Linked DNA regions of Homo sapiens: all the other regions are linked to region 1. Evidence: chromatin contacts called from ENCODE Hi-C or POLR2A ChIA-PET data. All regions are on one chromosome and are shown on one strand. Each heading gives the region's core, a stretch centred on a gene start or an enhancer-like site at or near the end of the contact. The rest is flanking DNA. Distances are from core to core; before and after follow the strand shown. Region 1 holds the start of ADAR (adenosine deaminase RNA specific). Region 2 holds the start of RPS27 (ribosomal protein S27). Region 3 holds the start of CLK2 (CDC like kinase 2). Region 4 holds the start of FDPS (farnesyl diphosphate synthase). Region 5 holds the start of KRTCAP2 (keratinocyte associated protein 2). Region 6 has its middle 16 kb from the start of MTX1. Region 7 holds the start of MUC1 (mucin 1, cell surface associated).

What was found. A loop is a pair of places that touch in the nucleus more often than their neighbours do. ChIA-PET counts read pairs that join two places held with the same protein, here RNA polymerase II (POLR2A). Pooled maps may share reads with other maps.
Region 2: a loop to region 1 is called in a pooled map, with 16 times the contacts of the local background. The contact joins the promoter of RPS27 here to the promoter of ADAR in region 1. A Hi-C loop is called at or near these places in 1 of 37 single-sample maps with no recorded cell type and 8 of 50 pooled maps. POLR2A ChIA-PET finds 5 or more read pairs at or near these places in 3 of 52 experiments (AG04449, T-cell and activated naive CD8-positive, alpha-beta T cell).
Region 3: a loop to region 1 is called in a map of CD8-positive, alpha-beta T cell, with 2.5 times the contacts of the local background. The contact joins the promoter of CLK2 here to the promoter of ADAR in region 1. A Hi-C loop is called at or near these places in 1 of 168 maps with a recorded cell type or tissue (CD8-positive, alpha-beta T cell) and 5 of 50 pooled maps. POLR2A ChIA-PET finds 5 or more read pairs at or near these places in 1 of 52 experiments (CD8-positive, alpha-beta T cell).
Region 4: a pooled map shows a loop between it and region 1 (9-fold over the local background). The contact joins the promoter of FDPS here to the promoter of ADAR in region 1. A Hi-C loop is called at or near these places in 4 of 50 pooled maps. POLR2A ChIA-PET finds 5 or more read pairs at or near these places in 2 of 52 experiments (H1 and activated B cell).
Region 5: a pooled map shows a loop between it and region 1 (4-fold over the local background). The contact joins the promoter of KRTCAP2 here to the promoter of ADAR in region 1. A Hi-C loop is called at or near these places in 1 of 168 maps with a recorded cell type or tissue (mesothelial cell of epicardium) and 8 of 50 pooled maps. POLR2A ChIA-PET finds 5 or more read pairs at or near these places in 1 of 52 experiments (endothelial cell of umbilical vein).
Region 6: a map of naive thymus-derived CD4-positive, alpha-beta T cell shows a loop between it and region 1 (7-fold over the local background). The contact joins the enhancer-like site here to the promoter of ADAR in region 1. A Hi-C loop is called at or near these places in 1 of 168 maps with a recorded cell type or tissue (naive thymus-derived CD4-positive, alpha-beta T cell), 2 of 37 single-sample maps with no recorded cell type and 8 of 50 pooled maps.
Region 7: a loop to region 1 is called in a map of CD4-positive, alpha-beta T cell, with 8 times the contacts of the local background. The contact joins the promoter of MUC1 here to the promoter of ADAR in region 1. A Hi-C loop is called at or near these places in 2 of 168 maps with a recorded cell type or tissue (CD4-positive, alpha-beta T cell and mesothelial cell of epicardium) and 6 of 50 pooled maps. POLR2A ChIA-PET finds 5 or more read pairs at or near these places in 1 of 52 experiments (GM10248).

What each region holds. Positions count from the first base shown.
Region 1 is chr1:154,606,332-154,610,218 of GRCh38, reverse strand. It overlaps ADAR (adenosine deaminase RNA specific), which reads left to right and starts at 2,033. Exons shown (of 15, transcript NM_001111.5): 1 at 2,033-2,227. The coding sequence starts at 2,213. RefSeq lists enhancers at 1-13, 97-1,090, 1,760-2,149 and a silencer at 2,150-2,259.
Region 2 is chr1:153,988,249-153,992,011 of GRCh38, reverse strand. It overlaps RPS27 (ribosomal protein S27), which reads right to left and starts at 1,250. Exons shown (of 4, transcript NM_001030.6): 1 at 1,210-1,250; 2 at 789-897; 3 at 336-446. The coding sequence starts at 1,215. It also overlaps a transcript of RAB13 not described here. RefSeq lists enhancers at 332-1,312, 1,010-1,369, 326-1,525.
Region 3 is chr1:155,271,742-155,275,529 of GRCh38, reverse strand. CLK2 (CDC like kinase 2) reads left to right here and starts at 2,026. Exons shown (of 13, transcript NM_001294338.2): 1 at 2,026-2,329. RefSeq lists an enhancer at 933-1,433.
Region 4 is chr1:155,306,597-155,310,162 of GRCh38, reverse strand. It overlaps FDPS (farnesyl diphosphate synthase), which reads right to left and starts at 1,297. Exons shown (of 11, transcript NM_002004.4): 1 at 1,198-1,297; 2 at 198-374; 3 at 1-120. The coding sequence starts at 373. It also overlaps a transcript of PKLR not described here. RefSeq lists enhancers at 938-1,107, 1,438-1,567, 2,470-2,539.
Region 5 is chr1:155,170,791-155,174,729 of GRCh38, reverse strand. KRTCAP2 (keratinocyte associated protein 2) reads left to right here and starts at 1,426. Exons shown (of 5, transcript NM_173852.4): 1 at 1,426-1,509; 2 at 1,838-1,992; 3 at 2,102-2,165. The coding sequence starts at 1,506. It overlaps TRIM46 (tripartite motif containing 46), which reads right to left and starts at 881. Exons shown (of 10, transcript NM_025058.5): 1 at 701-881. The coding sequence starts at 763. RefSeq lists silencers at 343-637, 807-896 and enhancers at 646-1,154, 1,227-1,276, 1,477-1,576, 1,155-1,663, 1,767-2,046.
Region 6 is chr1:155,222,808-155,226,384 of GRCh38, reverse strand. It overlaps the pseudogene GBA1LP. Among named protein-coding and RNA genes, the nearest start is that of MTX1, 16 kb to the right of the region's middle. Within about 2 kb of position 1,469, at least 9 of the 41 ENCODE cell types and tissues checked have a DNase peak (open chromatin) inside an H3K27ac peak, as active enhancers do.
Region 7 is chr1:155,191,659-155,195,356 of GRCh38, reverse strand. MUC1 (mucin 1, cell surface associated) reads left to right here and starts at 2,448. Exons shown (of 12, transcript NM_001371720.2): 1 at 2,448-2,571; 2 at 3,047-3,698. The coding sequence starts at 2,514. It overlaps THBS3-AS1 (THBS3 antisense RNA 1), which reads right to left and starts at 360. Exons shown (of 6, transcript NR_183238.1): 1 at 1-360. It overlaps MIR92B (microRNA 92b), which reads right to left and starts at 180; the gene lies at 85-180. RefSeq lists a silencer at 348-677.

The DNA.
Region 1 (3,887 bases), core at 784-3,283:
AAACTGGTTTCCTGTAGTGACTAAGAGCTGCTCTGCATCCTTGCTGCCACCTGGTCTAATCAGATGGCTAATGCTGTCTGTCTGGTGAATGGACAGTAGCTCACTGTAGCTATACTGTGCATTTCTCTGATGTGATGGGGTTGAGAACCTTTTCATATGTTTGATATTTTTTATCTCCTGTGAAGTTGTCTTTCGATTGTTTTTGCCCATTGTTATACCTACTGAGGGGTCTGTTATTCTTTCAACTAACCAGCCCTCTGAAGGCGAATATAAGGATACAAAACATGCTTCCTGCCCCCGAGGAGATGACTTGACAATTCTAGAGGCAGATATATGAACAAGAAGTACATGATAATTGTGATTACTGAGGCATCCATCTTCCCTAGCAGACTAGCTAAAGGATGGCGCTCTTATTTGTGTCATATCCTGGGTGCTTAACACAGTATCTGCCACATAATTAGGTGCTTAGTAAAGTTTTGTTAAATGATCGAATGGGGCGTTTTTAGCGCAGTGTGCAAGTGCCCTATTAGGGGTAGGCGCCCAGTAACTCGAGAAGCATGGAGTAGGAAACCACAAACAGCACCTGCTCCCCCTCCTCTCCCCCTACCTGCTGTGGGGAAGGCCTCCCTTGTAAATTTGAAAGGTTGATTCACGGGAAGCCGTGGAGGAGGTGCATGCTAGGCCAACGAATAGAATGTGCAAAGGCCCAGAAGGAAGACAGAGCCCAGCCTGCAAGGGAATGTTAATTTGGAGTGACTAACACCATGAAAGGGCATCAGCTGGAGATACTGCTATAAAGGGACTGCCTTGTAATTTCATAAGCATGGGGGTAAAATTAAGATTAAACACAGGGAAAGAACATTCTCACAGGTGAGGATGGTGTTGAACCCTAGAATAATCGTTTCCCAGATACCTTGAACAAAAATCCAGCAGTTAGAGAAGCCTGACCATGAAGCAAATTTGACTTTTGTCCCTCTAGATAACAAAAGTTATCTTTTTGAAAGTAATGGTGTAATTTGAATGAGTGTAGAGAAGCGCTGAAGACTGAGCTTTACTAAAGCCTTCAGACCTGGATTTGGCAGCAGCGTGGCCTTAGTCAAGCCTCGGTTTCTACACCTGCAAAGTGGGAATAATGCCTACCTTGGAGGGCTGTTGTGAAGATTAAGGGAGATAATACATGTAAAGTACTTAACCATTTGCCTGGTGGGGTAGTTTTTATGACCTAGATCCTAAATTGTTCACTGCTGCTGTTGCTACTCTTGGTACTTTTTACTGGCTGGCATCTGCTTGCTTAAGTTTATAACATAGTAGGAGCATTAACAAGGTCCCACGGTGGGGACCTTGGTCGTTTGACGAGATCTGCGCTCCCGCCCATCCCCTCCCCCCCCCCTCCACATTGGAGACGCGGCCACCACCGCGCTGGCGCGGAGAGAGGGAGGACCGGGCGTCATGCTGTTTCTGGCCTGAGGTTTTGTGTGCCTTTGTTTTCCTTTTGCTCTATTCGTGTATTCCTGCCTACGGCCTGTGCGGGGAATTAGGAGCTCAGTACTGAAACGGCGGTTTTCCTAAACAGTACCGGACGGGCGCGGGGGCTGACGCCTGTAATCCCAACACTTTGGGAGGCCGAGGTGGGCGGATCTCTTGAAGCCGGGAGTTCGAGACCACCCTGGCTAACGTGGTGAAACCCTGTTCTTACTAAAAATACAAAAAAAAAAAAAAAAAAAAAGCCAGGAGTGATGGCGCTCGCCTGTAATCCCAGCTACTCCGTAGGCTGAGGCAGGAGAATCGCTTGAACCCGGGGGGCAGAGGTTGCAGTGAGCCGAGATTGCGCCATTGCACTCCAGCCTGGGCAAAAAGAGCGAGACTCCGCCTCAAAAAAAAAAAAAAAAGTACCTTCCGTAGTTCTCATGCAGCGGAGGGGTTCGACTTGTAACCGGCCTGAAACCAAGCGTGGCGCAAGATTTGCTCAAGCCCCTCCTCTTGGCCAAACTTTCCGGAGGGGAAGGCTTTCCGAGGAAACGAAAGCGAAATTGAACCGGAGCCATCTTGGGCCCGGCGCGCAGACCCGCGGAGTTTCCCGTGCCGACGCCCCGGGGCCACTTCCAGTGCGGAGTAGCGGAGGCGTGGGGGCCTCGAGGGGCTGGCGCGGCCCAGCGGTCGGGCCAGGGTCGTGCCGCCGGCGGGTCGGGCCGGGCAATGCCTCGCGGGCGCAATGAATCCGCGGCAGGTAAGCCGGGCCGGCCTTGGACCTTCGCCGCCGTCTGGGTTCGTTTACAACCTCACAGGCTTTGTGTTGCAGTGCGTAGCGTGTGCGTCTTGTGAGTGTTAGAGTGTGTGTGTGTGTGTCGTCTTGCCAAGCAGCATTGCTGGTTTAGGAATTTGTGCGTCTTGTGAGTGTGTGTGTGTGGGTGTGTGTCGTCTTGCCAAGCAGCATTGCTGGTTTAGGAATTTGTGCGTCTTGTGAGAGTGTGTGTGTGTGTGTGTGCGTGTGTGTGTAGTCTTGCCAAGCAGCATTGCTGGTTTAGGAATTTGTGAATTTGTATCCTGCTCATTAATTCTGCAGAATGGAGCAGTGCGTGAAGAGGGCTTGGGGGAAAATGCGCCCCCGTCTGAGTAGGAAGGCCTGAGCCCATGTCAAGGCAGACACATCGTCTCCCTTTCTGCTAGGGCCCCTTGTGGAACCCCCTACCCCCGCTTTAGCCCCACTTGAACAACGTTCGGACTTTGAGCAGCGCACACTATCCTCAGCTCACCTTATCCACCTCCTGAAGGCCTTCTGGGAGTTAAAAATGGCACTTAAGCTGTAGGAGAAAGCTTGTTAACCACTTTATAGCTAAAAACTGGGAAAACACAAATGGCCTTCAGCAGGTTAACAGATAAACTGAAATACATCCACATAATGGGATACTGCTTAGTAGTGAAGAGGAAATACTGTTACAAGTAACAACACGGGTGACTCGCAAGTGCGTTATGCTAAGCACGAGAAGCCAGACTCAAAAGGCTGCATACTGTATGAGTCCATTTATATGACATTCTGGAAAAAAAAAACCACAGTTATAGGGATGGAAAGTGGATCCGTGGGTGCCAGGGACTGGGTATCGTGGAAGAAATTGATTGTTGAGTGGCATGAAAAAGCTTTTTAGGGAAATAGAAATGTTCTATATCTTGATTGTGGTGGCGATTGTCGAAATTCATAGATTTATACACTTAAAAGGATAAATTTTACTGTATCTAAATTATATACCTCAATTTTGTTAAGATATATATATATTTTTTTTTTTTTAAGCACTCCTTTGAAAGGATTAAGGACGCCTAACTTGAAGGAAAAGCATTTCTGCACAGGTGTCAGTGTATTGCACTGTGGAACCTGTGTGGTAAAGGCAAAGGGGGTAGTGCTTATCTCTTGATCCTAAATATGTGAGACCAGATTAAAGTGAAATCTGGGAGGCAATGAATGTTAAATGAGTTGTTATGTAATTTGCATAGAGGTGATGCTGAGAGATTTAGAAAGGATCACTGTGGGTTGCTTGCTCACTTTCTTGCTCTCCTATTCCGTAGCTTTCCAAATGGCTGTACTCAACGGTGGCTTGGTGTTTAGGGGATTTAAGGGGGGCAAAAAGAAAGATTAATAATCTCCTCCTCTCCCTCTAACCCTACTGCCCTAAGATATCCTTAGCAAACTTACATCTCCTTTCTTTTCTCTGTGTTCATTCCATTGTGCGCACACATACACATTCATGGATTTTCTCTTTTTGTTTAGGGAAAAAAATTATAATGTACATACTATTCTACAACTTTTTGTTGTTTTATTGAACATTATATGATTCCTAAATTATCCCCAGGTGAATACAAATAGATATGACACATTTTAAAAAAATAAAATAACT
Region 2 (3,763 bases), core at 1-2,500, 620 kb after region 1:
CCTCTCCCAAAAAAGCAGATGCATGATGATCCACCCACAGAAAGCTACATCTTTTTTCTCAACTCTTAGCTACCTGCGCATTTGTATCACTGGTTACTTCCTATCAACTTAAGCCCTTTTATCACCCATTTATCCCCGCTTTAGACAGTAGTGCTTTGAGATTAATACATAGCTTTTGGTAGTATCTAGTTAAAACAACCAAATCCAACACTTCTTGTCTAAAAATTTACATTATAGATGATCCCTGTCACTGTTAAGACCGAAAAATCCTAAGAAATGTTTCCATTTCTAAAAATCAAACTCAAAGCCCCAAATCACATTAGTAAACCATTTACCTTCTGTAAGCCTTGCTTTTCCTCCTGTAGGCTGGCAGAGGACAGTGGAGCAGCCAACACACAAAACTACCGTTTGTGCATGGCTAAAGACCGTGGTGATTTTATAGCATCCTGAAAGAAAAGCAGATAACATTTTTTTCCTCTATTACACCCGTCTTTCCTGCACTTATGCCCAACTCATCATCCATTACATTGTTTCCCAACACAAAAAAACGTAGGGGTTGTATGTGAAATGTGATGAGAGATCACGGTGAAATGAATCACTCCTCCTAAGATGCAAAACTTTGCCAGTCTCATACATTCAAATTTTAAGAGTATCAGGGAAAATATTTTCCACAGGCGAAGAAACTGAAGCTGCTGCACAGCTTCAAGGATACGAGACAGCTAACACTACAACATTTTCCAACTGTTGAGGTCCAGTGCTTTCCCCACTACAGCAAGCCGTCTCCTCACCTGGGCATTTCACATCCATGAAGTAGGAATTGGGGCTCTGCACCAGGCGTTTCTTCTTGTGTTTCCTCTTCTCCTCTTCTGGAGAGGGATGAAGGAGATCCTTTGCGAGCTAAGAGGGACAGAAATGCAGAGATTTAGAAACCAACAGCGAAAATGGGATGGTCGAAAATAGCCCCCACTGTCACACACCGGGGAGAGCTCGCCCCTCGCCGCCCCTGGTGTCTGCGCAGCTGGGCCGCCATCTTATCTCCTCTCCGCTCCCGTCTATGCGGGTGGCCCGTGGGCCGCTGCGGTCCCTGGAGTTAATGTCCTAAGAAGTGCAGAGGGTAAATGAGGACCCTCTACGATCCGAAATCAGCGTGAGGGGAGAGTTCGGACAGAACAGCGAGATCTCCGCCGAAACCTGGACCAAAGCACTCACAGGCATGTTCTCGTGTGCGTAGGTCGTCACCGCCGGAAAGGAGCGAAAGCGGAAATCCTGCCCCTTATATAGAGCACACTACAGGAAATGACGCAAGGATCTTGTGCCACCATGTTTGGAACGTCTTACTTTGATCCGCCGCAGTGGGGAGACAAGGGAGCTGCCATTTTCGGAAGGTCTTTAACTGTTAGTTGTGACACATATGCGTCACCATGTTGAGAGGGTTACCTTGCTAATTTGAGGTCAGCGTTTGATCACTATCCAGGGATAAATGGACACTTTTAAAATTTTGTGCCATACCTTGACAGTTGGAGCCTAATAAATAGGAAAGGTTGAGGAAAACACCAGGGAGAAGGAGCCATATCCAGGACTTCCGTCCTATTTTTTAAATACCTATATTCTTAACTCTTTTTCTATTGGTTTAATTTAACAGTTTAGGCCGGGCGCAGTGGCTCATGCCTGTAATCCCAGCACTTAGGGAGGCCAAGGCGGGTGGATCACCTGAGGTCAGCAGTTCAAGACCAGCCTGGCCAACATAGTGAAACCCCGTCTCTACTAAAAATACGAAAATTAGCCAGGCGTGGTGGCGTGTGCCTGTAATCCCAGCTACTCTGGAGGCTGAGGCAGGAGAATCGCATGAACCTGGGAGGCGGAAGTACAGTGAGCCGAGATCCACTCCAGCCTGGGTGACAGAACAAGACTCTGTCTTAAATAAATAAATAAACAGGGGAGACATGGTTTGGTCAGTGAAAAGAAATAGGGAAGACTCAAGGAGATAATGAGAGGTGAGAGAATGGACAAAAAGAGATTGAATAGTTTAGCTTGAGAAGGGACAAGCATGGACACGGAAGGTGATGGGGATAAGTGAAAGATGCCTTCTTTTTTTTTATTTTTATTTTTATTTTTTTTTTAGACACAGTTTTGCTCTTGTTGCCCAGGCTGTAGTGTGATGGCGCCATCTCGGCTCACCACAACCTCCGCCTCCCGCGTTCAAGCGATTCTCCTGCCTCAGCCTCCCGAGTAGCTGGGATTACAGGCATGCGGCACCATGCCCGGCTAATTTTGTATTTTTAGTAGAGACGGGGTTTCACCATGTTGGCCAAGCTGGTATTGAACTCCCGACCTCACGTGATCCACCTGCCTCGGTCTCCCAAAGTGCTGAGAATACAGGCGTGAGACACCGCGTCCGGCCTTTAATTTTTTATAGGCAGCCAGAATAGGCTCGAGAGAGACTCCCTTGAATAATTTTTTCTTGCCCGGGCGCCGTGGCTCACGCCTGTAATCCCAGCACTTTGGGAGGCCGAGGCGGGTGGATCACGAGGTTAGGAGATCGAGACCATCCTGGCTAGCACGGTGAAACCCCGCCTCTACTAAAAATACAAAAAATTAGCCGGGCGCGGTGGCGGGCGCCTGTAGTCCCAGCTACTCGGGAGGCTGAGACAGGAGAATGGCGTGAACCCGGGAGGCGGAGCTTGCAGTGAGCGGAGATCGCGCCGCTGCACTGCAGCCTGGGCGACAGAGCGAGACTCCGTCTCAAATAATAATAATAATAATAATAATAATTTTTTCTTTGCCGGTCGCGGTGGCTCAGGCCTGTAATCCCAGCACTTTGGGAGGCTGAGGCGGGCGGATCACGTGACGTCGGGAGTTCGAGACCAGCGTGGCCAACATGGTGAAACCCCGTCTCGACTAAAAAAAAAAAAAAAAAAAAAAAATTTAGCTGGGCGTCGTGGCAGGCGCCTGTAATCCCAGCTACTCGGGAAGCTGAGGCTGGAGAATCGCTTGAACCCAAGAGGCGGAGGTTGCAGTGACCAGAGATTGAGCCATTGCACTTCTGCCTGGGTGACGAGCAAAACTTTGTCTCAAAAAATAAAATAAAAGTAAAAACAAAGGTTGGGCGCAGTGGCTCACGCCTGTAATCCCAGGCCTTTGGGAGGCAGAGGTGGGTGGATCACCTGAGGTCGGGAGTTCGAGAGCAGCCTGACCAACATGGAGAAAGCTCGTCTCTACTAAAAATACAAAATTAGCAGGGGGTAGTGCGGGTGTCTGTAATTTCAGCTACTCGCGAGGCTGAGGCAGGAGAATCGCTTGAACCAGGGAGGCGGAAGCTGCGGTTAGCCCAGATCACACCATTGCACCCCAGCCTACGCAACAAGAGCGAAACTCCACCTCAAAATAAACAATAAAAATTAAAAAAATAAAAATAAAAATAGGCCGGGCGCGGTGGCTTACGCCTGTAAACCCAGCACTTTGGGAGGCCAAGGCGGGCAGATCACGAGGTCAGGAGATCAAAACCATCCTGGCTAACACGGTGAAACCCCGTCTCTCCCTAAAATACAAAAAATTAGCCGGGTGGTGGCGGGCGCCTGTAGTCCCAGCTACTCAGGAGGCTGAGGCGGGAGAATGGCGTGAACCCAGGAGGCGGAGCTTGCAGTGAACCGAGATCGCGCCACTGCACCCCAGCCTAGGTCGACAGAGCAAGACTCCGTCTCAAAAAAAAAAAAAAAATAGGGCCAGGCGTGGTGGCTCACGACTGTAATCCCAGCACTTTGGG
Region 3 (3,788 bases), core at 777-3,276, 670 kb before region 1:
TCTTTTCTTTTCTTTTTTTTTTTTTTTTTTTTTTGAGATAGAGTCTCACTCTGTCGCCCAAGCTGGAGTGCAGTGGCACGATCACGGGTCACTACAGCCTCAACCTCCCCAGGCTCAGGTGATCCTCCCACCTCAGCCTCCCGAGTAGCTGGGACTACAGGTGGGAGACACCATGAATGGCTAATTTTTATTTTTTATTTTATTTTATTTTAGACACAGTCTCACTCTGTCGCCCAGGCTGGAGTGCAATGGCACCATCTCGGCTCACTGCAACCTCCACCTTCTGGATTCAAGCGATTCTCGTGCCTCAGCCTTCCAAATAGCTGGGATTACAGGCACCTGCCATCACACCCGGCTAATTTTTGTATTTTTAGTAGAGACAGGGTTTCACCAGGTTGGCCAGGCTGGTCTCGAACTCCTGTGCTCAAGTGATCCACCTTCCTGGGCCTCCAAAACTGTTGGGATTACAGGCATGAGCCACCGCGCTTGGCCTAATTTTTGTATTTTTTTTTTTTTTTTTTTTTTTTTTTTTGAGACGGAGTCTCGCTGTCGCCCAGGCTGGAGTGCAGTGGCGCAATCTCGGCTCACTGCAGGCTCCGCCCCCTGGGGTTCACGCCATTCTCCTGCCTCAGCCTCCCGAGTAGCTGGGACTACAGGCGCCCGCCACCTCGCCCGGCTAATTTTTTGTATTTTTAGTAGAGACGGGGTTTCACCGTGTTAGCCAGGATGGTCTCGATCTCCTGACCTCGTGATCCGCCCGCCTTGGCCTCCCAAAGTGCTGGGATTACAGGCGTGAGCCACCGCGCCCGGCCTTGTATTTTTTTAAGAGTCTGGGTTTTGCCCTGTTGCCCAGGCTGTCTCAAACTCCTATGCTTAAGTGATCCACCCACGTTGGCCTCCCAAAGTGTTGGTATTACAGGCGTGAGCCACCTCGCCCAGCCTTCCTGTTCTTTTTTAAGATTTAGTAAACTGGCCAAGCGCCGTGGCTGATGCTTGTAATCCCAGCACTTTGGGAGGCCGATGGGGGAGGATTGCTTGAGCTCAGGGGTTCAAGACTAGCCTGGGTAACAAAGTGAGGCACTATCTCTACAAGAAAAAAAAAAATAGCTGGGCGTGGTGATGCGCGCTTTTTTTTTTTTTTTTTTTTTTTTTTGAGACAGAGTCTCGCTCTGTCACCCAGGCTGCAGTGCAATGGCCCGATCTCGGCTCACTGCAACCTCCGCCTCCCGGGTTCAAGCGATTCTCCTACCTCAGCCTCCTGAGTAGCTGGGATTACAGGCGCCCGCCACCATGCCCGGCTAATTTTTGTATTTTTAGTAGAGACGGGATTTCACCATGTTGATCAGGCTAATCTCGAACTCCTGACCTCGTGATCCGCCCGCCTCGGCTTCCCAAAGTGTTGGGATTATAGGCGAGAGCCACCGCGCCCGGCCCTAGTAAACTTGTATTTCTCACACATTATGTAAGCCACCTTAGGATACAGTTCTCAAGTAAGTCCCCCTTTTCGGCACCCGATTCTCCAACCCTCCATTGCTCAAACCTTTCCTCCATGGCTGTGTCCCCACCCCGAGTCGTGCATAACTTTTGTTGATGACAAAAGGTGGCAGACTTTTGTCCTGGGGATAGGTAGGTGAAGTGTTTTAAGAAATGGTTATTTTCAGGCTATGCAGAAGAATGAGACTTCACCATCAAGCCTCACTACAGTCAGGCTTGCAGAGCAGCGACACTGTATTGACAATGACAATCCTTTCTTTTAAACTCCAAACCTAACTAAGCCACACGTCTCCATGCAAAGGGTAAAAGATTGAAGACGGAGTGGGAAAGGACAGGAGGCGGGGCATAGCGGGCCTGGAAGGCTTCCAGCTTGTCCCTGTGGACCCTCCTCGCCCCTATGAACTTCCGCCCCCAGTACCTCCGAGGCTCTGACAGGCGGATGCCTGCCAACTACGTGAGCACGTGGTGGCGCGCGCGGTCCTGGGGGCGGAGCCCAGGGGGTAGCTGGGAAGCGACGCAGGACGTCGGTCCGTGCGTACGTGCTCGCTCACGGCGGCGGCGGCGGAGCGGAGAGGCCAGAGCCGGAGACCGAGCTGGGATCGGGCCCCGGGCGGGGGCGGTGCGAGCGGCGCCAAGCAGATCTTAGGGGCGGGGACGGAGCCGGGGCGGGCGGGACTGAAGCGGAGCCCGGGAACGGGGCGGGAGGTCCCAGGGTCCCGGGTTGGGGGGGTGGAGCAGCATTTCGTCGCCGCGGGGGTGCCGGGACTCCGGCCGCAGTGTCGCCGCCATCACGGACTTCCTGTGGGACAAGCGCACGGGCCTCGCCGCCAGAACGGTGAGCGCGCGGGTTGGCTGGCCGCGCGAAAAGATGGCGACCGCGGGGCGGGCGGGGTTAGGCTTGGGTTGGGGGCAAGGGACGGGGGCGAGATTTGGAGAGGAGGAGAGTTGAGACCTACGAAGCGACGGAGTAGGGAGATGAGGGGGAAGGAGGTCGGCCTGCGTTAGATGTACCAAGAAGACCTGTAGGAAGCTTGGGCGGAACCAGACTAGAAGGGATGATAGAGTAAGGATGGGAGTGGTTCCAGAGATGTGAAGGAGTGGAATATCAAAGTTGGACTCGGGTCCAATCAAAGCTGGAGGGGAGGAATACATCACCGTGTCACTTGGAACATGCAGGAAGAATTTGCCTGTAGGAGTTCTGGATTTTCTGAGTAAGAAAGGAAAAAGCAAAAGATTTCAAACTTGAGAAAGGTAGGCTAGTGATGTTTTGAGGGGACAGTGCTGTGAGGCCGTTTGATGGTAGTATGTGGTGAGATGGCATTTATGTGGCTATGCTGATTAGGATAACTATGCTGGGAAAATCTTGTGCTTGCAGCTTGGTATGCTACCGGCCCCAGTTACACCAAGAATGCATCAAATACCACCCTCCTCAATTTGGGGAGGTTGGGAAGAAGTGATACAGAATGGTGGTCAGACATCGGAATCATTAAACCTTTTGCATACGCGATTCTCATACACCCCCACCAAGACTTATGTCCCTGGGCCTGTTTCATTTTATTGTGCCTTCCTATTCTCATCTTCCTGGATTGTGACAGTGATTTTTCTCTTTTTTCCTTGAAGGAAAAAAAGGATTTGTGAACCATCCCATTCCAATTCCATTAACTGGAAGGTGGCCAGCTGTCAGCTAAGTAGGGCTGATATTAATTAAAAACCACTTACTGGCCAGGCGCGGTGGCTCACATCTGTAATCCCAGCACTTTGGGAGGCCAAGGCGGGCGGATCACCTGAGGTTGGGAGTTCGAGACCAGCCTGACCAACATGGAGAAACCCTGTCTCTACTAAAAATACAAAATTAGCTGGGCGTGGCGGCGCATGCCTGTAATCCCAGCTACTCGGGAGGCTGAGGCAGGAGAATCGCTTGAACCCTGCAGGCGGAGGTTATGGTGAGCCGAGATTGCGCCATTGCACTCCAGCCTGGGCAACAAGAGCAAAACTCCGTTTCAAAAAAAAAAAAAAAAACACAAGAAACAGTTGTTATCTACGTCTTAAGCACAAGAGTGGAGGGGCCAGATGGGATGCTGACTGTATTTTGTGGCCTACTACATTAAAACCTCTCAAGGGAGAGTTGGCCAAAGATGTGAGAGATGATTAAGTTAATTCAAGGGGCCCGACCCAGATCCCTGGAGCTGATAGTATTTGGCGTTTACCTGGTATATGTAGAAACCTGGGAGACTGGATTCCTACCCTCAGGACACTGATAGTCTACTTGAGGAGATGAGATGTACTCTTAATGA
Region 4 (3,566 bases), core at 48-2,547, 700 kb before region 1:
ATCTCATCCTCAGTCAGCACCCTAACGATCTGGGAGAAGTGCTGAACGAAATCCTGCTTTTCTTGGGCATAAACATCTGAATTCTGGTCTCCGTTCATTCTGAGGGAGGAGCAAAGGGCTCTAAGTAGAAGAAAAACAAGTCAGAAACCTGATCAGCTGCTCCCCTCCCCAAGGCCCCTCACCCCAACCACACTCACCGAGGTTCCTCTGTCCACGCTTGGCACCAGCAGCGGGCACTGTGCCAGGCCAGGACTGGGTACCCGTGCACCAGGGAGGGCCGCCGTAGGGAACCCAGCCACCTCTCCCGGGGTGCCCAGTAGGGGGCTGGCAGCAGGAAGACCCCCACAGATCTCAACCAGCGGGACAGGGGCATCCTGGGAGTGGCATAGGGAGGGGGCACTAAGCACTCCCTGCAGGGGCAAGCACCAAAGGCAGAGGCATGGTGGCAGCTCCCCAGATAACTCCCACCCCAGCCTTAGCCCAGAGTGCCCCTCCCTCTTGTGGAATGTGCTTGGGGACAATTACAGGAAGGATACGCAGGGAACAAAAAAGTATGGCTGGGTGACTGAGACCCAACTAATCACCACTTACAATAAACAGGCTAGAACTCAGTGCCTTCAAGATGGCGTGCACAAGGCTGGGTAAGGAGGCGGTACAGAGTAAAGTACCCCAGGATTAGGGGCTGAAAGGACCCTTAAGTCATCCTATTTTACACAAGCCAAACTGAGGCTCTAGGAGGTAGGAAGATAGTAGAGGCAGAGCCAAATCTAGAACCCAGGTCTCCCCTGGGCAGTGGAGAGGGGTGCCCAGGGTCTGAGTTACGCCCCAAGGAGGAAAGAAGCATTGGAGCGAGAACCCATGGGTGCTGCATCCATATGGTCCGGGGTGCTTGAACCGCGCGTCCCAAGCCCCACAGGAATCGCTAGGACTGAGCAGATAGGCTCGGAGCAACTCTGGACGGGAGAGAAGGGCTCGCAGCAAAGGAGTAAACCGGGGTCCGGGCATATTGGGGATTCCAGGAAAGCACAAGGGCAGAGTTGGGAAGTCTCCACACCCCTAGAAGGCCAGCCAGTCTAGCCCACCGACCTTCAAAACGGACACAACAGGCTGGCCTTCCGATGCCTCACAGTATCGTTACAGAAGTAAGGCCCGGTCTCGGCCCCCTTCCTCCAAGGCCCAGCACACATCCTCTCTCACCTGTTCCCAGATACGGATTCCTGCTCGGTCCCGCTTGTTGGCGGGTACTCCTAAAAGCAGAATCCGCTCCGCGATCGGCTCTGTGGGTCGAGTAGTTCCCGCTCTCCCCACACTAAGGGCGGAAATATATAATTAGACTACAACTCCCAATGTGCCCGCGGGAGGGACAGATAACGCGATCCTGCGTGTCCTGGCTGGGCGAAGATGAGCCGCGCTGATTGGCTGCTGGCCGTCGTGTGAGCATGGCGCACTGTGGCACTGTGACGGACGACCAATGGAAGGGCTGAAGTCTAGAGGTCGCGGCTGGAGGCGTCAGTGCCGGAAGCGAGCCAGGCTGGGAACGTCCCCGCTGTGGCTTTGGCTGCCTGTCTTACTCAAGTTTTCATTATCTTCCTGGGCAGCTGATTGGCACGTTAGTAAAACGCAGCAGGACTAGCTTTCTCACTTATTAGTTCTCTAACTTTAGGCAAATCATTTAACGTCTCTGATCCTCAGTGAACTTGCTTGAAACTAGCTTTCCTCATCTGTTGAATGAGGGTGGTAATACCATGAGGTAATGTGTGCAAAGTGCTTTAAGGGCTTAAGAAAGATGAGTCTTGGGCCGGGCACGGTGGCTCACGCCTGTAATCCCAGCACTTTGGGAGGCCGAGGCGGGTGGATCATGAGGTCAGGAGTTCGAGACCAGCCTGACCAATGTGGTGAAACCCCGTCTCTACTAAAAATACAAAAAAAAAAAATTAGTCGGGCGTGGTGGCGCGCGCCTGTAATCCCAGCCACTCAGGAGGGCTGAGGCGGGAGAATCGCTTGAACTCGTAAGGCAGAGGTTGCAGTGAGCTGAGATCCAGCGAACCACTGCACTCTAGCTGGGGAGACAGAGCAAGACTCCGTCTCAAAAAAAAAAAAAAAAAAAGATGAGTCTCACACTTGTAATTCCAGCACTTTGGGCGGATCACCTGCGGTCAGGAATCTGAGACCAGCCTGGTCAACATGGCAAAACCCCTTCTCTACTAAAAATACAAAAATTACCCAGGTGTGCTGGTCCGCGCCTTAATTCCAGCTACGTGGGAGGCTGCAACCTCGCTTCCCGGGTTCAAGTGATTCTCCTGGATTACAGGTGCCTGCCAGCATGCCCAGCTAATTTTTGTGTTTTTAGTAGAGAGGGGGTTTCTCCAGATTGGCCAGCCTGGTCTCGAACTCCTGACCTCAAGTGATCCAGCCACCTCGACCTCTGAAAGTGCTGGGATTACAAGTACGAGCCACTTGGCCCAGGCAGTTATTTATTGATTATAAGCTAAACAAGGGTTGGATTATTCATGCCTCTGCTTTGTAGACCATATACAGTTAACTCCCTGATGTCGACACAGCATGTGGTAGGAGTATAGCGTTGAAGACCACCAGAGGTCACTCTTGTTGCCATCTTGGTTTTGGTAGGTTTTGGCCAGTTTCTTTACTGCAATCTGTTTTATCAGCAAGGTCTTTATGACCTGTATCTTGAGCCAATCTCCTATCTCATCCTGTGACTTAGAATGCCTAAACCAACTGGAAATGCAGTCCAGTAGGTCTCAGCCTTATTCTACCCAGTCCCTATTCAAGATGGAGTTGCTCTGGTTCACGCACCTCTGACAATTATGCTAAGTGAAATAAGCCAGACTCAAAAGGACAGATACTGTATGATTCCGTGTATATAAGGTACTGTCACCGGTGGAGGGTGTCCAGGTTCTTGGCATCTTGAACAAAGAATTGGACAAAACACGGCTGGGTGCAGTGGCTCACGCCTGTAATCCCAGAGCTTTGGGAGGCCAAGGTGGGCGGATCACGAGGTCAGGAGTTCAAGACCAGCCTGGCCAACATAGTGAAACCCCATCTCTACTAAAAAATCCAAAATTAGCCCAGCATGGTGGCGCACACCTGTAGTGCCAGCTACTCGAGAAGCTGAGGCAGGAGAATCGCTTGAACCCGGGAGGCAGAGGTTGTGGTGAACCGAGATCGCTCCGGGAGGAATGAAACAGGAGGAATGAACAACTCCAGATGCGCGGCCTTAACAGCTGTAACACTCACCGCGAAGGTCTGCAGCTTCACTCATGAGCCAGCAAGACCACGAACCCACCAGAAGGAAAAAACTCCGAACACATCTGAACATCAGAAGGAACAAACTCCGGACACACCACCTTTAAGAACTGTAACACTCACTGCGAGGGTCCGCGGCTTCATTCTTGAAGTCAGTGAGACCAAGAACCCACCAATTCCGGATACATAAATCTGCATGTGTGAGTGTGGATATTGTGTGAGTGTTAGAGTGGAGTACGTATTTGTGTGTGTGTGTGGAATGGTGGGGAGCTTTGTGTATGTTTACGTGTGTGTATGTGTCT
Region 5 (3,939 bases), core at 177-2,676, 570 kb before region 1:
TACTCGCCCCCTCCCCACCGGAAGTCCCCTCCCCCTCTTGGTGGCGAGAGTGGGGGTCCTCAGGCTATGCCCCACCCCCACACCTCACCTTGGTCCCTCTCTTCGCAGCCATCCCGGTCAGGGGCGCAGCTGACACAAAGGAGGGAGGAACAAGGAGGGGGGGAGGAAGTGGTGGGGGGGAACACGGTTGGCACCGCCCCTGGGAGAGCCAGGCACGGGTTGCCATGACAACCGCAGGCTCGGAAGCAGCCCTGAGTGGGGGTGCGTGGGGTGGGGTCTTGGGGAGGGGTCCAAATTGGGAACTGCACTGTGGGGCGGCTCCTACATCATCCCCCACCTGTCCTCAGTTTTCTTGGAAAATATCCAAGCTCACACGTCCCTCTTCTCATAACAGGGCCTTTCCCCTGAAGCCCCAGCCCCGGTGCACTGCTGGAGGCCACCCCAGCCCACCCGCTGCGTCTGGGCTGCTCCTAGCTCCTCCTCACGCTCCAGCACACCGACGCCTTCACGGCACTCACCTCCGGGCTGCTCCCGGGATTACCCTCTCATACCTGCATCCCGACCCTCCCAGCCGTTTCTGCCATCGCTAGCCCCCTGTCTACATCCCAGCATCTTCCTGGATCCCCACCTGTTCCAGGTCCCAGCTTGCCCCAGAACCCTATACGCCCCCTCCCCTTCCCTCGACCCCACCTTAACTCACACTGATGCGGACCAGTGCGTCCATGATGGAAGTGAAGGTCTGCATATCCTCACCCTCTGCCATGGCCCTACCGTGCCCGCCCGCCCCTGGGTGCCCGATCCCGGCTGCGGCTGCGAACCCCGGGCTTAATGCAGGAGCCCAGTGGGGGTGTGAGGAGGGCTGGGGGTTGAGGTGTCACTGCGCATGCTCCCGGGACCAGCCTCGAACAGCGCCCGTCGGGGTAGGGGGTGGGAAATAGTTCTCCCCACGTGGTTCTCGAAAGCCGGTCGGGGGGTTGGGGAATATGGAAAGGTATTTGACGGGGGAGCCATTTCTTACATTCTCATTTTTCATTGGCTCCTAATTTTACTCATATAAAGCGGGGGATTAGTTTCGGAGGAAAATGAGTTCCTGGTTGGGAGCACTAAATTTTAGGTTGGGAGATGTTGAGGCATGGGGCAGGGAGGTTTGAGGAACGTGCACTAGAGATGAAAGAAATGGCAAAGAAGACAGAGATGGGATAGATGCCACAGGCATGGGCCCAATGACTTAAAGAGATAAGTGCACCTTGTACAGAGTGGCAGCAGACGCACCAGGTACGAGGAAAGCCTGAGGACCAGGGCGGTGGCCGAGGATGCCCCCTCGACGCATTATTTCCTCCCTGTCGCAAGAGGGCGCTGCGTCCAGGCACTGAGAGGAAGAAAGAGGAGAACGCGAGGAGTAGCAAGTCCGCGGTAAGCGCTGACGCATGCGCATAGCTAACCGCACCCGGTTCAGCTCGCCTTTCTTGGCCAGAGGCGCCGGTTGGACTCACGGGCGGGGCATGATGGGTAACAGGACCGGTGGGGTCCCCAGGAAGTCCTAGAGGGGGTCGGGGTTTGGGTGGACAAGCTTTCCTCGTCCTCTCCCGACAGAGCTGACGTGTCCTGGGTTCCACCGGGAGCGGGCATTTCCACCGGACGGGAGGGTTCGGGGTGTCCGGGGCTGGGGAATACGTAGGGGTTGCCGCGCGGTGTGGGGAGTTGGGGCGTGTGGCTGCAGTCCCGGGAGTTCTTGGAGGGGGTCGGCCCACCGAGCTTCCGGACCGGCTGATCTGCCCGTAGCTTGCCGGAGGGAGGGCGGAGCCTGACTCTCCGTCCCTTCTCCCATCCCCTCCAGTGGTGGGTACGGGCACCTCGCTGGCGCTCTCCTCCCTCCTGTCCCTGCTGCTCTTTGCTGGGATGCAGATGTACAGCCGTCAGCTGGCCTCCACCGAGTGGCTCACCATCCAGGGCGGCCTGCTTGGTTCGGGTCTCTTCGTGTTCTCGCTCACTGTATCCTCCCTGCAGTTGGAGGGGGCGGGCCACGTAGGCATGTGCCCTTCCCCTTCCCCACACAGCTCTGTCCCCGTTGCACACCCTACTCCTTAACTCCCTCAACCAGGCCTTCAATAATCTGGAGAATCTTGTCTTTGGCAAAGGATTCCAAGCAAAGATCTTCCCTGAGAGTAAGTGAATATTGGAGCTTGAGTATTTGAACTTTCTCCTCTTTAACCTCCTGAAACATGATATTGAATTTCCAGATGCTTAGGTGAAAGGTTGTTAAGGAGAAATATATTTACTGAAGCTGTCTGAAGACAGATGACGCTTTTCGATTCTGCACCTTGTATAGCTCCTGGAGTTGGAGCTGGAAGAGAAGGCCTTTGAAAGCAAGAAACTTTGGTACCTTCTGGCCAGCTCCCAGGGAAGGTTTGAGGGGAACAGGCAAATTTGGGCTGATGTTTTGCATCTATTCGCTGGGAGGCGGTCCTTGTTCCCACCAGAAGAAGCAGCAGGACCAAGTTCACTATGGAGTTCTGATGTGAAGTTAACTCAATATTAGAGAATTCTACTTATTTGAGGGAATTGTGAAGAGCCTAAATACTAGAGGCACCAAATATCTATGGCAGCAGGAATCCTGACCAAATCAGAATAACTGTTAGATTATTTCCTGTTTGGAATAATTCTTGTTCAATTGCTCATGTAATCAAGAATTGATGATTCAGTTATTTATGGAGAATTAAGTTTATAAAGCAAATTAAGTGTCAAGGCCAGATTACTTAAGGAATGCCACGTGCTCAGAAATTCACAGCAGATGCAATCTCATGTAAAACCCTCATGTGGTAAAACAAAGATCTATCATGGTTGCCCTTAATCTTTTCTCTTTTTTTTTTTTTTTTTTTTTTGAGACAAGGCTTTACTCTGTCGCCTAGGCTGGAGTGCAGGGATGTGATCACTGAAGCCTTGACCTGGTCTCAAGCAATCTTCCCTCCTCAGTCTTACCAGTAGCTGGGACTACCAGTGAGTGCCACCACACCCAGCTACTGTTTTAAGTTTTTGTAGAGATGGGGTTTCACCACATTGCCCAGGCTGGTCTCGAACTCCTGGGCTCAAGTGATCCTCCTATTTCAGCCTCCCAGAGTGCTGGAATTACAGGTGTGAGCCACTGTGCCTGGCTGCCCTCATTTCTTTGCCCCCCTCTAGGACTTGCTTTCTCCGCATAGCCCTTTTGCAGGCTTCAGAGTTCTTTCCATCCAGTAGCCCCGGGACTTCTCTCTGTTAGGTTTTGTTTCCATATGTATTACCTTCACTTGCTTCTTTTTTTTTTTTTTTTTGAGATGGAGTCTCGCTCTGTCACCCATGCTGGAGTACAGTGGTGTGAACCCAGCTCACTGGAGCCTCTGCCTCCCAGGTTCAAGCGATTCTCCTGCCTCAGCCTCCCGAGTAGCTGGGATTACATGCGTGCGCCACCATAACTGGCTAATTTTTGTATTTTTGGTAGAGATAGGATTTCACCATGTTGGTTAGGCTGGTCTTGAACTCCTGACCTTAAGTGATCCACCCGTCTTGGCCTCCCAGAGTGCTGGGATTACAGGGGTGAGCCACTGTGCCTGGCTTTTCAGTTGCTTCTGAAAGAAACCATTGGCTGGGTGGGATGGCACACGCCTGTAATCCTAGCACTTTGGGAGGTGTAGGCTGGCAGATAGCTTGGGCCCAGGAATTCAAGACCAGCTTGGGCAACATAGAGAGACCCTGTCTCTCCAAAAAAATACAAAAATTAGCCGGGCATGGTGGTACGCACCTATAGTCCCAGGTACTCGGGAAGCTGAGGTGGGATGATCGCTTGAGCCCAGGAGATCAAGGCTGCAGTGAGCTGAAACTGCACCACTGCACTCCAGCCTGGGCGACAGAGTGAGATTCTGCCTCAAAAATAAAAAAAAATAATAAAAAAAGAAAAGATGC
Region 6 (3,577 bases), core at 220-2,719, 620 kb before region 1:
TCTTCCTCTTTCTTTCTTTCTTTCTTTCTTTTTCTTTTTCTTTCTTTCTTTCCTTCCTTCTCTCTCTCTCTCTTTCTTTTCTTTTCTCTTTCTTTTTTTTTTTTTTGAGATGCAGTCTTGCTCTGTCACCCAGGTGGTGTGATCTTGGCTCACTGCAACCCAGAGCAGTGGGGGTGATCTTGGCTCACTGCAGCCTCCGCCTTCCAGGTTCAAGCAATTCTGCCTCAGCCTCCTGAGTAGCAGGGATTAGCGCCATCAGTCCCAGCTAATTTTTGTATTTTTAGTAGAGATTTCATCATGTTGTCCAGGCTGGTCTCGAACTCCTGACTTCAAGTGATCTGCCCATCTCAGCCTCCTAAAGTGCTGAGATTACAGGCAGGAGCCACCACACCTGGCTCAGTATTTGTTTTATTTTTGTTGTGTTTATTTATTTAGAGACAAGGTCTTGCTCTGTTGCTCAGGCTGGAGTGCTGTGGCAGGAACACAGCTCACTGCAGCCTCCACTACCTCAATTCAGGCGATCCTCCCACCTCAGCTGAGACTACAGGTGTGCATCACCATGCCTGGTTAATTTTTTCGTTTTACCATGTTGGCCAGGTTTGTCTCGAACTCTTGGGCTCTGCTGTCCTCCTACCTTAGCCTCCCAAAGTGCTAGGATTGTAGGCGTGAGCCACTGTGCCCAGCTGGTGTTCAGTATTTGAATCCATATTTCCTGTAGCCGCAACCAAAGTTCCACTGTTAGGTCTCACTTTGACTTTAATAATTGTGTTCAGGCTGGGCACACTGGCTCAAGCCTGTAATCTCAGCAGTTTGGGAGGCCGAGGTGGGTGGATCACATGAGGTCAGGTGTTTGAGACCAGCCTGTCCAACATGGCGAAACCCTGTCTCTACTAAAAATACAAAACATTCTCCGATCGTAGTGGCGGGCGCCTGTAATCCCAGCTACTTGGGAGGCTGAAGGAGGAGAATTGCTTGAACCTGGGAGGCAGAGGTTGCAGTGAGCGGAGATCACGTCATTGCACTCCAGCCTGGGCTACAGAGCGAGACTCTGTCTCAATAAGTAAATAAATAAATAAATAAATAAATAAATAAATAAATAAATAATTGTGTTCGGAGTCAGCATCATTCTTCCTGAAGTTCACCACTCCTTTGCCAAGAACACTTCCTGAAACACTGACAAGCAGGACCTTGAATAATGGGGTATGGTTGGTAACAACTCACTCATTCAACAAACATTGAGCACCTATTTTGTGCTTGCCTCTAAATGAAGAGCTGGTTGTATTATTTATTTTTTTAGGTGACAGGGCTTTCCCTATGTTGCCCAGGTTCGTCTCAAACTCCTGGGCTCAAAAGATCCTCATCTTCTCAAGTGGTTGAATATACACGCTCCAGCGACCATGCCTGGCTGAATGAAGAGCTTTGAGATTTTGAAGAAACAGGAACCATGAAATTTGCTTTGCAACTGTTTGCAACCTTTAAGGAAGACTGAAAAGGCATTCCTGAAGCATGTGAGAAGCAGTCTGTGTGACCTGATGACTCAGAACTGCTTGGAATTTAGATTAGGACAGATATGAGCTTAGGCTTCACTCTGCCACATATTTAACTTCTCTAAGTCTTAGTTTTCTTTTCTTTTTTTTTTTTTTTGAGATGGAGTCTCGCTCTGTCACCCAGGCTGGAGTGCAGTGGCACGATCTTGGCTCACTGCAAGCTCCGCCTCCCGGGTTCACGCCATCCTCCTGCCTCAGCCACCCGAGTAGCGGGGACTACAGTCGCACACCGCCACGCCTGGCTAAATTTTTGTATTTTTAGTAGAGACGGGGTTTCACCGTGTTAGCCAGGATGGTCTCGATCTCCTAACCTTGTGATCCGCCCGCTTCGGCCTCCCAAAGTGTTGGGATTACAGGTGTGAGCCATCGCGTCTGGCCTCTAAGTCTTAATTTTCTTATCTGTAATGTAGAGTTGTCAGGCTAGTGCATGTAATAAGCACTCATGAAAGACTGACTATTATCTTGCGAAAAATTGGAAGAGATCATATGAGGTACAAGGACCTTCCATCTGCACTGGGCTGTACATTGAATGTTGTGGTTACTGTTGAAGCATTGGTAAATCACATGAATCCAATGGTAAAACCACACCCTAAGGTCAGACTCAGTGGCTCACGCCTGTAATTCCAGCACTTTGGGAAACCAAGGCAAGAGGATTGCTTGAGCTCAGGAGTTCGATACCAGTCTAGGCAACCTGTTTCTATAAAAAGTTAAAAAATTAGCTTGGTGTGGTGGTGTGCACTTCTGGTCCCAGCTACTCAGGAGGCTAAGGTGGGAGGATCCCTTGAGCCCAGGTGGTCGAGGCTGCAGTGAGCCAGGATCACACCATTGCATTCCAGCCTGGATGACAGTGTGAGGCCCTGTCTTAAAAAAGACAAAAACAAACCAAAAAAACCCACACCCTAGTGGGTAAGGGGCAGCAGAGGTCCCACCCAAGAGTGAAATCATTTTTGGTGTCAGTAATCAGGGAGAGTAATATACCCTCAGGCCAGAAACTAGAGGTGAGTGATGGCTCACGCCTATAATCCCAGCACCTTGGGAGGCTGAGGCAGGTGGATTGCTTGACCTCAGGAATTCGAGACCAGCCTGGGCAACATAGGAAGACCCCATCTCTAAAAATAAATTTCAAAAATTAGTTGGGCATGGTGGCATGTACCTGTAGTCCCAGCTACTATGGAGGCTGAGGTGGGAGGATCCAATTGAGCCTGAGAGGTCAAAGCTGCAGTGAATTGTGATTGTGCCAAGACCCTGTCTCTAAAATAAAATAAAATTACAATTAAAAACTAGAGCTGAAAGGACAGGTTCTAGGTTAACTGGTAGTAGTTGTTCATTCATCTGTATAAAAAGTACTTTTTTGAGCACCTACTCTGTGCTGTGCATGGAATGAACAAATGTCTTTATTTGACTTGAACACAGACCATAGAAGTAACTAACAGTGGAACTGGGAGTGGCACTCTCCATGGGACCTAAAGACCTAGGAGCCTGTGATATGATACCTGTCAGTGTGAAAGGGCTGGAGTTTGCTATCTGAGCCAGACCTACACTCCAAGACAGGTCTTGCTGGGATGGGATCAAAATTGCTGCTGGGTCAGCCGAACTATTTTTGTACTTCTGCTTTTCACTTATATTTATGTCTTCCCTAGGTATATAGCTGTCTTTTTTTGTTTGCTTGTTTTTCTGAGTCAGAGTCTTGCTCTGTCACTCAGGCTGGAGTGCAGTGGCGCGTCTCGGCTCACTGCAACATCCACCTCGGGTTCAAACGATTCTCCTGCCTCAGATTCCCGAGTAGCTAGGATTACAGGTGCCCACCACCATGCCCGGCTAATTTTTTGTATTTTTAATAGAGATGGGGTTTAGTAGAGACAGGGTTTCACTGTGTTATCCAGGATGGTCTCCATCTCCTGACCTCGTGATCTGCCCGCCTCAGCTTCCCAAAGTGCTGGGATTACAGGCATGAGCCACTGCGCCCGGCCACTGGAGACCCCTTTTCTACCAAAAAAAATAAAAATAAATAAATAAATATATATATATAT
Region 7 (3,698 bases), core at 1,199-3,698, 580 kb before region 1:
GACACTCCAGTCTATCAAAGATCCGCCGGGATGGAGAGCCAGGAGGGCGGGGGCTGCCCCGCTAGGGGTAGCGGGGAGGCCGGGGGGCCGGGGGGGCCGGAGGCCGGGACGAGTGCAATATTGGCGGGGGAAAAAACAACACTGCACCGCGTCCCGTCCCTCCCGCCCGCCCGGGGCCCGGGATCCCGCTCCCCACCGCCTGAAGCCGGCCCGACCCGGGAACCCGGGGCGCGCTGGGGAGTTGGGTTCACCTTGGAGGCCAGAGAGACTTGGCGCCCGGAAGGCAAAGGGAATGGCAAGGGGGAGGGGGGAGGGAGAACGGGAGTTTGCGGAGTCCCAGAAGGCCGCTTTCCGACGCCCGGGCGTTGCGCGCGCTTGCTCTTTAAGTACTCAGACTGCGCGGCGCGGAGCCGTCGCCATGGTGACGCGTGTCCCAGCAACCGAACTGAATGGCTGTTGCTTGGCAATGCCGGGAGTTGAGGTTTGGGGCCGCCCACCTAGCTACTCGTGTTTTCTCCGGCCTGCGAGTTGGGGGGCTCCCCGCCTCCCCGGCCCGCGCTCCCGGGCGCGCTGACGTCAGATGTCCCCACCCCGCCCAGCGCCTGCCCCAGGGTCTCGCCGCACACAAAGCTGCGCCTCGGGCGCCGCGCGGCGCGCGGGCGAGAGCTGTGGTCTCTCGCCTGCTGATCTGATGCGCTCCAATCCCGTGCCTCGCCGAAGTGTTTTTAAAGTGTTCTTTCCAACCTGTGTCTTTGGGGCTGAGAACTGTTTTCTGAATACAGGCGGAACTGCTTCCGTCGGCCTAGAGCGCAGCCTGCGACTGCGGGACCCAAGTTCCACGTGCTGCCGCGGCCTGGGATAGCTTCCTCCCCTCGTGCACTGCTGCCGCACACACCTCTTGGCTGTCGCGCATTACGCACCTCACGTGTGCTTTTGCCCCCCGCTACGTGCCTACCTGTCCCCAATACCACTCTGCTCCCCAAAGGATAGTTCTGTGTCCGTAAATCCCATTCTGTCACCCCACCTACTCTCTGCCCCCCCCTTTTTTGTTTTGAGACGGAGTCTTGCTCTGTCGCCCAGGCTGGAGTGCAATGGCGCGATCTCGGCTCACTGCAACCTCCGCCTCCCGGGTTCAAGCGATTCTCCTGCCTCAGCCTCCTGAGTAGCTGGGGTTACAGCGCCCGCCACCACGCTCGGCTAATTTTTGTAGTTTTTAGTAGAGACGAGGTTTCACCATCTTGGCCAGGCTGGTCTTGAACCCCTGACCTTGTGATCCACTCGCCTCGGCCTTCCAAAGTGTTGGGATTACGGGCGTGAGCCACCGTGCCACGCCCGATCTGCCTCTTAAGTACATAACGGCCCACACAGAACGTGTCCAACTCCCCCGCCCACGTTCCAACGTCCTCTCCCACATACCTCGGTGCCCCTTCCACATACCTCAGGACCCCACCCGCTTAGCTCCATTTCCTCCAGACGCCACCACCACGCGTCCCGGAGTGCCCCCTCCTAAAGCTCCCAGCCGTCCACCATGCTGTGCGTTCCTCCCTCCCTGGCCACGGCAGTGACCCTTCTCTCCCGGGCCCTGCTTCCCTCTCGCGGGCTCTCGCTGCCTCACTTAGGCAGCGCTGCCCTTACTCCTCTCCGCCCGGTCCGAGCGGCCCCTCAGCTTGCGCGGCCCAGCCCCGCAAGGCTCCCGGTGACCACTAGAGGGCGGGAGGAGCTCCTGGCCAGTGGTGGAGAGTGGCAAGGAAGGACCCTAGGGTTCATCGGAGCCCAGGTTTACTCCCTTAAGTGGAAATTTCTTCCCCCACTCCCTCCTTGGCTTTCTCCAAGGAGGGAACCCAGGCTGCTGGAAAGTCCGGCTGGGGCGGGGACTGTGGGTTTCAGGGTAGAACTGCGTGTGGAACGGGACAGGGAGCGGTTAGAAGGGTGGGGCTATTCCGGGAAGTGGTGGGGGGAGGGAGCCCAAAACTAGCACCTAGTCCACTCATTATCCAGCCCTCTTATTTCTCGGCCCCGCTCTGCTTCAGTGGACCCGGGGAGGGCGGGGAAGTGGAGTGGGAGACCTAGGGGTGGGCTTCCCGACCTTGCTGTACAGGACCTCGACCTAGCTGGCTTTGTTCCCCATCCCCACGTTAGTTGTTGCCCTGAGGCTAAAACTAGAGCCCAGGGGCCCCAAGTTCCAGACTGCCCCTCCCCCCTCCCCCGGAGCCAGGGAGTGGTTGGTGAAAGGGGGAGGCCAGCTGGAGAACAAACGGGTAGTCAGGGGGTTGAGCGATTAGAGCCCTTGTACCCTACCCAGGAATGGTTGGGGAGGAGGAGGAAGAGGTAGGAGGTAGGGGAGGGGGCGGGGTTTTGTCACCTGTCACCTGCTCCGGCTGTGCCTAGGGCGGGCGGGCGGGGAGTGGGGGGACCGGTATAAAGCGGTAGGCGCCTGTGCCCGCTCCACCTCTCAAGCAGCCAGCGCCTGCCTGAATCTGTTCTGCCCCCTCCCCACCCATTTCACCACCACCATGACACCGGGCACCCAGTCTCCTTTCTTCCTGCTGCTGCTCCTCACAGTGCTTACAGGTGAGGGGCACGAGGTGGGGAGTGGGCTGCCCTGCTTAGGTGGTCTTCGTGGTCTTTCTGTGGGTTTTGCTCCCTGGCAGATGGCACCATGAAGTTAAGGTAAGAATTGCAGACAGAGGCTGCCCTGTCTGTGCCAGAAGGAGGGAGAGGCTAAGGACAGGCTGAGAAGAGTTGCCCCCAACCCTGAGAGTGGGTACCAGGGGCAAGCAAATGTCCTGTAGAGAAGTCTAGGGGGAAGAGAGTAGGGAGAGGGAAGGCTTAAGAGGGGAAGAAATGCAGGGGCCATGAGCCAAGGCCTATGGGCAGAGAGAAGGAGGCTGCTGCAGGGAAGGAGGCGGCCAACCCAGGGGTTACTGAGGCTGCCCACTCCCCAGTCCTCCTGGTATTATTTCTCTGGTGGCCAGAGCTTATATTTTCTTCTTGCTCTTATTTTTCCTTCATAAAGACCCAACCCTATGACTTTAACTTCTTACAGCTACCACAGCCCCTAAACCCGCAACAGTTGTTACGGGTTCTGGTCATGCAAGCTCTACCCCAGGTGGAGAAAAGGAGACTTCGGCTACCCAGAGAAGTTCAGTGCCCAGCTCTACTGAGAAGAATGCTGTGAGTATGACCAGCAGCGTACTCTCCAGCCACAGCCCCGGTTCAGGCTCCTCCACCACTCAGGGACAGGATGTCACTCTGGCCCCGGCCACGGAACCAGCTTCAGGTTCAGCTGCCACCTGGGGACAGGATGTCACCTCGGTCCCAGTCACCAGGCCAGCCCTGGGCTCCACCACCCCGCCAGCCCACGATGTCACCTCAGCCCCGGACAACAAGCCAGCCCCGGGCTCCACCGCCCCCCCAGCCCACGGTGTCACCTCGGCCCCGGACACCAGGCCGGCCCCGGGCTCCACCGCCCCCCAAGCCCACGGTGTCACCTCGGCCCCGGACACCAGGCCGGCCCCGGGCTCCACCGCCCCCCCAGCCCACGGTGTCACCTCGGCCCCGGACACCAGGCCCGCCCCGGGCTCCACCGCCCCCCCAGCCCACGGTGTCACCTCGGCCCCGGACACCAGGTCCGCCCCGGGCTCCACCGCGCCCGCAGCCCACGGTGTCACCTCGGCCCCGGACACCAGGTCGGTCCC